2 separate regions of the Homo sapiens genome follow, and region 2 is linked to region 1. A link is a contact called in ENCODE Hi-C or POLR2A ChIA-PET data. All regions are on one chromosome and are shown on one strand. The core of a region is the stretch at or near the end of the contact, and the rest is flanking DNA. Distances in the headings are between cores, read along the strand shown.

The links. A loop is a pair of places that touch in the nucleus more often than their neighbours do. ChIA-PET counts read pairs that join two places held with the same protein, here RNA polymerase II (POLR2A). Pooled maps may share reads with other maps.
Region 2: a loop to region 1 is called in a map of CD8-positive, alpha-beta T cell, with 18 times the contacts of the local background. The contact joins the promoter of WASHC2C here to the promoter of ZFAND4 in region 1. A Hi-C loop is called at or near these places in 12 of 168 maps with a recorded cell type or tissue (CD4-positive, alpha-beta T cell, CD4-positive, alpha-beta memory T cell, CD8-positive, alpha-beta T cell and 9 more), 5 of 37 single-sample maps with no recorded cell type and 22 of 50 pooled maps. POLR2A ChIA-PET finds 5 or more read pairs at or near these places in 7 of 52 experiments (BJ, CD4-positive, alpha-beta T cell, CD4-positive, alpha-beta memory T cell and 4 more).

Annotation. Positions count from the first base shown.
Region 1 is chr10:45,670,390-45,674,954 of GRCh38, forward strand. ZFAND4 (zinc finger AN1-type containing 4) reads right to left here and starts at 2,383. Exons shown (of 10, transcript NM_174890.4): 1 at 1,861-2,383. RefSeq lists a silencer at 1,966-2,685.
Region 2 is chr10:45,725,234-45,729,798 of GRCh38, forward strand. WASHC2C (WASH complex subunit 2C) reads left to right here and starts at 2,033. Exons shown (of 31, transcript NM_001330074.2): 1 at 2,033-2,087; 2 at 2,184-2,306; 3 at 3,629-3,793. The coding sequence starts at 2,085. LOC107984227 (RNA guanine-N7 methyltransferase activating subunit-like) reads right to left here and starts at 1,949. Exons shown (of 1, transcript NR_199876.1): 1 at 1-1,949. RefSeq lists enhancers at 1,259-2,004, 2,005-2,749 and a silencer at 1,724-1,773.

The DNA.
Region 1 (4,565 bases), core at 1,133-3,632:
CTAATTTTTTTGCATTTTTAGTAGAGATTTCTCCCAACAGGGGTTTCTCCATGTTCGTCAGGCTGGTCTCAAACTCTCAACCTCAGGTGATCCGCCTGCCTCGGCCTCCCAAAGTGCTGGGATTACAGGCGTAAGCCACTGTGCCCAGCCTACAACCATCTTTGACAAACCTGACAAAAACAAGACGTAGGGAAATGATTCCCTATTTAATAAATGGTGCTGGGAAAACTGGCTAGCCATATGTAGAAAGCTGAAACTGGATCCCTTCCTTACACCTTATACAAAAATTAATTCAAGATGGATTAAAGACTTAAATGTTAGACCTGAAACCATAAAAACCCTAGAAGAAAACCTAGGCAATACCATTCAGGACATAGGCATGAGCACGGACTTCATGACTAAAACACCAAAAGCAATGGCAACAAAAGCCAAAATAGACAAATGGGATCTAATTAAACTAAAGAGCTTCTGCACAGCAAAAGAAACTACCATCAGAGTGAACAGGCAACCTACAGAATGGGAAAAAAATTTTGCAATCTACCCATCTGACAGAGGGCTAATATCCAGAATCTACAAAGAACTTAGACAAATTTTCAAGAAAAAAACAACCGCATCAAAAAGTGGGCAAAGGATATGAACAGACAGTTCTCAAAAGAAGATATTTATGCAGCCAACAGACACATGAAAAAACACTCATCATCACTGGTCATCAGAAAAATGCAAATCAAAACCACAGTGAGATACCATCTCACACCAGTTAGAATGGCGATCATTAGAAAGTTAGGAAACAACAGATGCTGGAGAGGATGTGTAGAAATAGGAACACTTTTACACTGTTGGTGGGACTGTAAATTAGTTCAACCGTTGTGGAAAACAGTGTGGCAATTCCTCAAGGATCTAGAACTAGAAATACCATTTGACCCAGCGATCCCATTACTGGGTATATACCCAAAGGATTATAAATCATGCCACTATAAAGACACATGCACACGTATGTTTACTGTGGCACAATTCACAACAGCAAAGACTTGGAACCAACCCAAATGTCCATCAGTGATAGAGTGGATTAAGAATATGTGGCACATATACACCATGGAATACTATGCAGCCATAAAAAAAGGATGAGTTCATGTCCTTTGCATGGACATGGATGAAGCTGGAAACCATCATTCTCAGCAAACTGTCACAAGGACAGAAAACCAAACACCGCCATGTTCTCACTCATAGATGGGAACTCAACAATGAGAACACTTGGACACAGGGAGGGGAACATCACACACTGGGGCCTGTCGTGGGGAGTGAGATGGGGGGAGGGATAGCATTAAGAGAAATACGCAATATAAATGACGAGTTAGTCGGTGCAGAAAACCAACATGGCACATGTATAGCTATGTACCAAACCTGCACGTTGTGCACATGTACCCTAGAACTTAAAAAAAAAAAAAAAATCAATTCCCAAAGCATTTCTCTCATTTCTTCTGAAAAGTTTCTAAAAACACAACTCCAAGGATGAAATGGAAGTTAAAGGTAAACAGGCAATAGCGCTGAATACGTAATTTCAGTAACTCAGAATTTTCTCCAACCTCTGCTCTAAAGAAGCTTAGCTACAGAAGAGCAGTTACCTTTGAAACATTTTCCCCAACATAAAGATATCCGGAATGTGAAGCTGCCATTAAAACTGTGACACAGATCTACATTTACTGATACATCAAAACATCCCTAAAGTTCGAAATACGAGCTACAGAATCACATCAACCGCCTAACTTGTCTGTAGCCTAAACTCTAGTCCGGAGTTCATCTGCAAGCGGAATTGGGAAGTATTTCAGAGCCAGCATCTCCTCGCGCCATCCAGGTACCTACACACTTGAGGCCACCGAGTCACCTGCGCAGCCGTTGCTCCTCCAAGACCAATCCGGGCTCCCCAGACCCACCGGCCTGAATCTGGAGGACAGCAGTCCGCGTGACAACAGCGACTCGGAGATCAGCACCCGTCGGGAAAGCCGCGTACCCGTTGAAGCTGGCGTCACGCCCAAAGGAACAAACGCCAGAGCGTGTGTCCTGGGCAAAGGCGGCCCGCCGCTCCGGTCCCCGGGCAGCAGCGGCCGGCGTCAGGCCGCAAGGCGAGGGGCGGGGACAGGACTCTACCCGGCAGCCCAGCGCCGAGCGCCCGCGCCACTCCGGCCTTGCGCCATTCCGGCCCCACGACGGCCGGCGGCGGCAGCGCGGCTGGGCTCAGCGGCTCGCAGCCCGGGCGCCCCCCCTGCCGGCCGCTCGCTAGCTCAGCCTCACCCGCAGTCTTGTCCGCTGGCTCGCTCGCCCGCCTACAGGTCGACAGGGCCCAACGACCCGGCGAGCAACTTCACGGAAGGCACTGGCCGACAACGCTCCGCTGCCGCCGCGCCCCGCCCCTTTGTGACACCACCTACCAATCGCTGGACGGCGCTTTCGCTGCCCTCCAATCAGCGCGGGCGGGGGCAGGCCTGGCCCCCGGACGTGGGCGGTTGCCGGGGCGCCAGGGCCCTGGGGCCTTCTTGGCATTCGCTGGAGGTTGTGAGTTACGAGGCCCGGATGTTGATCTTTTATTACTAGCAACACTGGACCCCTGACTCGTGCCCACGCGGGCGTCTGGAGGGCAGCCGCATGGCCTGCTGGGAACGGCGGGGTTGAAGCCGGAGCCGCCCTCCGTGAGACCCACCGGGGATCCTCTTCCAGGCGCCTGATTTGCTGGAGATAGGCGATACAGGCAGACGCTGTCCAGTCGGTGGCCTCTCCAGAGTGAGGGGCGCTCCTGGTGCGTTTGGGCCGGCCTGTCCTAACAAATCTGCTTTAGGCTTCACCGTCCCCTAATGTTTCTGGCCTCAATTGCCTCATCTGGAAAATGGGGGCATTACCGTGCCTGCTTGAAGACAAAGGCGAAAACAGATAACTTTCTGTAGTCCTCATACAATTTACTGAGAACTGTAGGCCAGGCAATGGAGTAGGCACCCTGGGCTCAAATCCCAGCGTTGGGTAAGCCCAGCCACACCTCCTGCTCCAGTTTCCAAGCTGCTGAGCTGCGGTGTAAACAGTAACTGGCTTCAAGCCAACACCTGCCTTTCAACCTAACATGGGAGCCCACTGCCTCGTTCCGTTCCCCCTACCGATTTTCCAACTCCGTGAACCTCCTTCACTAAGTGGGTTACTCAGCTGACAAAGAATGTCATCTCACTCCCACTGCGGGTTCACTCATCCTCGACTTCTGGCTCAGAGGAGCCAGTCTAATATGAAACTAAACATCTAATCTGTGTCTCCTGTCCTCTCTCATTCTTCTGAGACCCTACCCACCAACTTATCTCCACAGTTCAACGAACTATTGAGCATACACTGGGGGAGTATGGTGAGGCACTGGGCATTGATTCACCAGTCTCGCCGTTGGTTCCTTCTGAAACTCCACATATGCTTAATGCTAAATAGATTGGAGACCTTTGAGGACAGAGCTATGATGGTAATCATCTTTGCATTCCTGAGCCTAGAATAGGGCCTGTGATGGAGACTTACTGAGTAAAAACCTTAGCGTTTCTCACCCTTGCCTGCCCACTTCATTCACACTGGAGAATTGACAGCATGGACCGTGGAGTCAGGCAGGTGTGTTTAAAGCCTTGCCTCCCAATACCAGAAGCTCCATTACCTGGCCAAGTCATTCATTCTTTACAACATCATCATCATTATCATCTGCCATTCTTCAAGTGCCAGATAGTTGATAAGGGTCTTTACGTATTCTCTCCCCATCACAATCCTGCAAAGTTGGTAGTGAAATCCCTCGTCTACAAAGGAGTAAACAAAAGCCAATTAAAGTAGAACAATTTACCTATAATCAAACAGCTCTATGTCGGAAAGCCATATTTAAACTAGGACACAATACAAAAATCCAACCTTGTTCCATTATTCCACATTGCTTCCAGATTTTAGCTTTATCTGTAAAATTAGTGTTACTACATTACCTATCTGATAGACCATGGAGACTGAATAAAATAGCATTAAAAGTTGTTACCATAGGAACTTTTTTTTAACGTAAGTTCTCTCTCCCTTTCAAGCCTCTCAAAATAGCAGCTTGCGTATTTTCTAAACCTGTTGTCTCCTGAATCCCCTGAAACCAATCCTACTGATTGATGAGTAGATTTAGTTGTTCCAAAAGAAAATCATCGTATTTAACAAATGCTGACTCTGACCGACATTGGGTACTACAGCAAGAAACTATGTGCACAAATAACCTACGGACAGAAGGAAGATGCATAAAATGAATAGGGGAAAGGAGTGGCCAACTAGCAAGTGCCCTCATCTGTCATCACGTCACTCTCACAGCAGACTTGGGCAAATGGTTGACCTGTGGGAGCTGAACAAAATCTTTGACTCTGGGTATGAGTAATTCCCTGTCTGATCTTACAGTGCCCAAGGAAGAAGTCAGTAGCTCCAGGATCGCTGAGACCAACCTGGGCGGCCTACAAGACTGCACCATGGTGACAGGCTGAATAGTCAGCAGCAAGACGACAGAGCACCAAAAAACACAGACTAGAATGGGGTCAGCC
Region 2 (4,565 bases), core at 783-3,282, 54 kb after region 1:
AAGTCTCAACTTCCAAAAAATCAATAATCCATTCTGTAAAATCAGATGTAAAACTATGACCGAGCCGGGCGCAGTGGCTCACGCCTGTAATCCCAGCACTTTGGGAGGCTGAGGCGGGCGGATCACGAGGTCAGGAGATCGAGACCATCCTGGCTAACACAGTGAAACCCTGTCTCTATTAAAAATACAAAAAATTAGCCAGGCGTGGTGGCGGGCTCTTGTAGTCACAGCTACTCGGGAGGCTGAGGCAGGAGAATGGCATGAACCTGGGAGGCGGACCTTGCAGTGAGCCGAGACTGCACTCCAGCCTGGGCGACAGAGAGAGACTCCGTCTCAAAAACAAACAAACAAACAAACAAACGACAACAAAAAAAACCAACTATGACCGACAGAAGACACCCAAACTTTTGTCGTGGTAACACAGTAAATGCTTTTACTAAAAGCTGCCAACATTTCTATCGTAAGGGGGCAGCTGGTTGTAACCTTAATGTCCATATTGGTCGGGATAGTAAGGTTCTTGTCTGTGTTGCGGGTAATTGTTACCGCAGGATTGTCCACGCCACTGATTGGATCGATTGTCACTTGGCCACCCCCATCTGCCGTCCCTGCCTCTGAACTGTCTGCTATCTTGCAACCGATTGTCTCTGTTTCTTTGGTTCCCACCAGCTCTGCTATTCCATTCCTCAACAATTGGAGAGGACTCAGGAGGGCGTTTCAAGTATTCCTGATACTCCTCGTCATCTTCTGTGAATCTACTAGCAAACATCTCTTCAAAATTTGGAACAGCTTTGGCAGTGTCAGTCATTCTGAAATTCCCAAAGATTTGAGGCAGCTGTATTGTTTAATGTTTAGGTTGTTTAAATCCGCCAAGGGCTGTGTCTATCTAGCTCGGGCCGAACCCCGCCAGCGAGACACTAAGAGACCGCAGGAGAGGTGGCCTCTGGCCCACCACACCGTGGAACTCCAGACCACCCCAGCTCTCCAATGTAGCGGAGACCCTTCCGCTAGCCATAGAAAATAACTTAAGTCACTTAAGCTGTACTTGGGGTAATCAGGTTATTTAATGAGGTGATAACTGAGGTGACTACAAAAGAAAAGTCTGGGATTGGGTGTGTGAGCAAGGTGCATGGGGACAGTGGTATGTTCTAGGTTGAAGGCTCACCCTAGGCCAAGCACCGTGGCACCTGTTTTACAATATCATAACTTTAATATCACATCCTTGCAAGATATGTAGCTTCGTTTTACTGAGGAAAGCTCAGAAAAGTTAAATAACTCGCCCTTGGGCACACATGACTGGAAAGAAATTGGGATTTTTATTTTAGTAAGTAAGTTGGTCAGGCACAAGGGCGACTCAGCAGAGGGAACTTCAAGGAAGTGTGAGACAACAGCTGGAGCCCTGAGCTGGGAGAGTGGAGGACGAATTATAAAGAGTTTTATGCCTGCCATAATGAGAAGCTTGTCCTTGAACTTGAGGGGAATGCTGAGAGTGCAAAGGACTTTAAGCAGGCCCTACACAGTGGCAGCCAAGCAGGTCATAAAGAGCAAGATGATGCCCAGGCAGATCAGGGATTCTCTTATCTACAGAGCGTCCGCCTACCAGCTCCTTCACAGCAGCGGATTTTGCTGCAAGAGAAGAGGCAGCAGGCCAGGCCTTTTCCTTCGCCCACAGCGCCTACGTCGAAGGCTCCCAGGCTGGTTGCTCCACTGGCTGCTTGAGGTCCCCTCTCTCCAGACCCGCCGAACTGGCGGCCGGTGCTTTGGCCGATCCCGCGCCGCTGCCTCGGGCCTTGGGCGGCAGCGCCCCCCGCCCAACCCGCCTCTGCAGCGTTCCTGGCGTCAGCCCCTATCCTCCAGCTTCCTCCGCCCCAACCTAGGGTAGAACCCCAAACTCCAGTCCCAGTCCACTTCCGCAGCTTCCTCCCCTCAGCATCGCAGGTCGGATCACGTGCGGGTTCTGTCACGTGACATCAGGTCACGTGAGGCCGGTCACGCCCCGGGCAGCTTGGCTGGGGCTAGGCTTCCGGGGCTCTGCGGTCCTCGGCCTGTGCTGGCAGCCTCGGAGCCCACCGAGCCGGGCGGCTGGGATGGTGAGGGCGGCGGGCCGGAGAGGGGCCGGCCTGGGCTGGGGCCGCCGTCCCTGCCGCCCTCAGGCTCAGCCTCTCTTCTCGTTTTTTTCGCTGCAGATGAACCGGACGACCCCCGACCAGGAGCTGGTGCCGGCGTCGGAGCCCGTGTGGGAGCGGCCGTGGTCGGTGGAGGAGATCCGCAGGAGCAGCCAGAGCTGGTCGCTGGCGGCCGACGCGGGCGTGAGAGGCGGGCCCCGGGGACGCGAGAGCGGCAGGGGTGACGCTTGGCTTGCGCGCAGGAGGGCCGGACCGCGACTGCCCCTGCACCTGGCCCGTCCCGTTGCCTGCCCTCTTAGGAACACACGCCCCGTTTAGCCCCCGAGAATGCCACCCTGGCAGTCCCCGGCCACCAGGGAGAGGGGCAGACCCTGACCGTGGCCCAGACGCGACGTTCCCTTCATGGGGTTTCTGGCTCAGCTCCATCCGGAGGGGAGATCCGTTTCCGCCACACTGAGGGATTGCTCGGGCACTAGGGAGGCGATTCCTGTTGGGACCTGGACTAAATGGGGTGGGAAACAAGCCAGTATGTGGATATCCTTTAATGGGATTCTTCAAATCGGGGGCCCAAAAAGCTCAGAACTGTTCGAGTCCCAAATGAATAGGATTTTTGAATAAGAGTGGTGGTTGATTAGCTAACCCTTGGTCTGTGATCTCTGTAGATTGACAACCAAAGAGGACTTTTAAAAGGAGACAGGGTTTTGCCCTGTCGCCCAGGCTGGAGTGCAAGTGGCTCGATCTTGGCTCACTGAATCCTCTGGGGTTCAGGTGATCCTCTCACCTCAGCGTCCTGAGTAGCTGGGACTATAGGCGTCCACCACACCTGTCTGATTTGTTTATTTATTTAATTTTAGTAGAGATGGGGGTCTTGCTATGTTGCCCAGACTGGTCTGCAACTCCTGGACTCTAGCGATAACCCTGCCTCAGCCTCCCAAAGTGTTGGATTACAAGCGTGAGCCACCATACCCAGTGCCAAAAAGGGATTTTAAATTTTTCCAGAAACGAGATAGGTGTCCATTAGCTCACTGCCACTCTTTTGATGAGCTTTCTTAGTGTTTTCCAATGTCACTTGGTTTTAGTACTTGTCAAACCAGCATTCCGGCCGGGCACAGTGGCTCACACCTGTAATCCTAGCACTTTGGGAGGCCGAGGTGGGCGAATCACGAGGTCAGGAGTTCGAGACCAGCCTGGCCAACATGGTGAAACCCCGTCTCTACTAAAAATACACAAAATTAGTTGGGCGTTGTGGCGGGCACCTGTAATTCCAGCTACTCGGGAGGCTGAGGCAGGAGAATCGCTTGAACGCGGGAGGTGCAGTGAGCCGAGATGGCGCCACTGTACTCCAGCCCAGGCAACAGAGTGAAACTCTCTCTCAAAAAAAAAAAAAAGCATTTCTTTCACATTCTAACACTCAAAGGTGAAAGGAAATGGGTTCTTTTTTGATGTGACATGCAGAATAGTTACATGTAACATTGATACTACTGTATGTTTATTTTTTAAAATAGCTACTACAGTTTCTACAGGAATTCTCACAGCAAACTATCTCTAGGACCCATGAAATCAAGAAACAAGTGGACGGACTAATCCGGGAAACCAAAGCCACAGATTGTCGCCTGCATAATGTCTTCAATGACTTCCTTATGCTCTCTAATACCCAGTTCATAGAGAATGTGAGTTATTTAGTTATATTATAATTCCTTTTTTGGGAGTAGGAGATATTGTAATTTTAAATAACTTACTGTTAGGTTCCCTCCTAAATTTTGGTGGAAGTGTGGTTCTTGGTAATTGTAGCTTTTTTCTCTGGGATTAACGCCTCTTTTTTATTTGTAAAGTTTTAAGTCCTTTTTTCCAAGCCTCTAAAAAAGTCTAATGATAAAATTTTCTTATACTTCAGTGCTTCCATCTTTTGTCGTTTTGAGAGTAGTCAGCAATTGTGCTGAATTGTGTGGCACTCACACTGCCTTTGTTGTGGCGTGATCTGTAAGGACAGCTGTTTACCTGGTTAGACCCTCTGGACACCAGCATATGGTTTCAGTTGTTGATTGGGGTCATTCTGTTCTGATAAATTATATTCAGGGGATATATATGTCTGCTTGCAATATTCTCAACTAAAGTTTATGATGGCCGAACTTACAATATGGAATCAACTGTAAACAGATTACTGAGCTTAAATCTATGTGTGATTTCTGTCTATTTACTGTTTCTTCTAGGTGGTAGGAATACATAGGTAAATTAGATAGAGCCTCTCCCTTGGCAAATAGTATAATTCCAGCATACAAAGGAAGTAAGTATGGCTGGAGCAGAGTGGAGACTTAAGAGATGAGGATGGAGAGGAAGCTTAGGTAACAGACCTGTGTTTCTCATAGGGTGTCCCAACTTTCTGAATATCAGCATTCATTTGTGGAAAAAGGATTATTAAAGTAAGCGATCTCCCGAGATTGT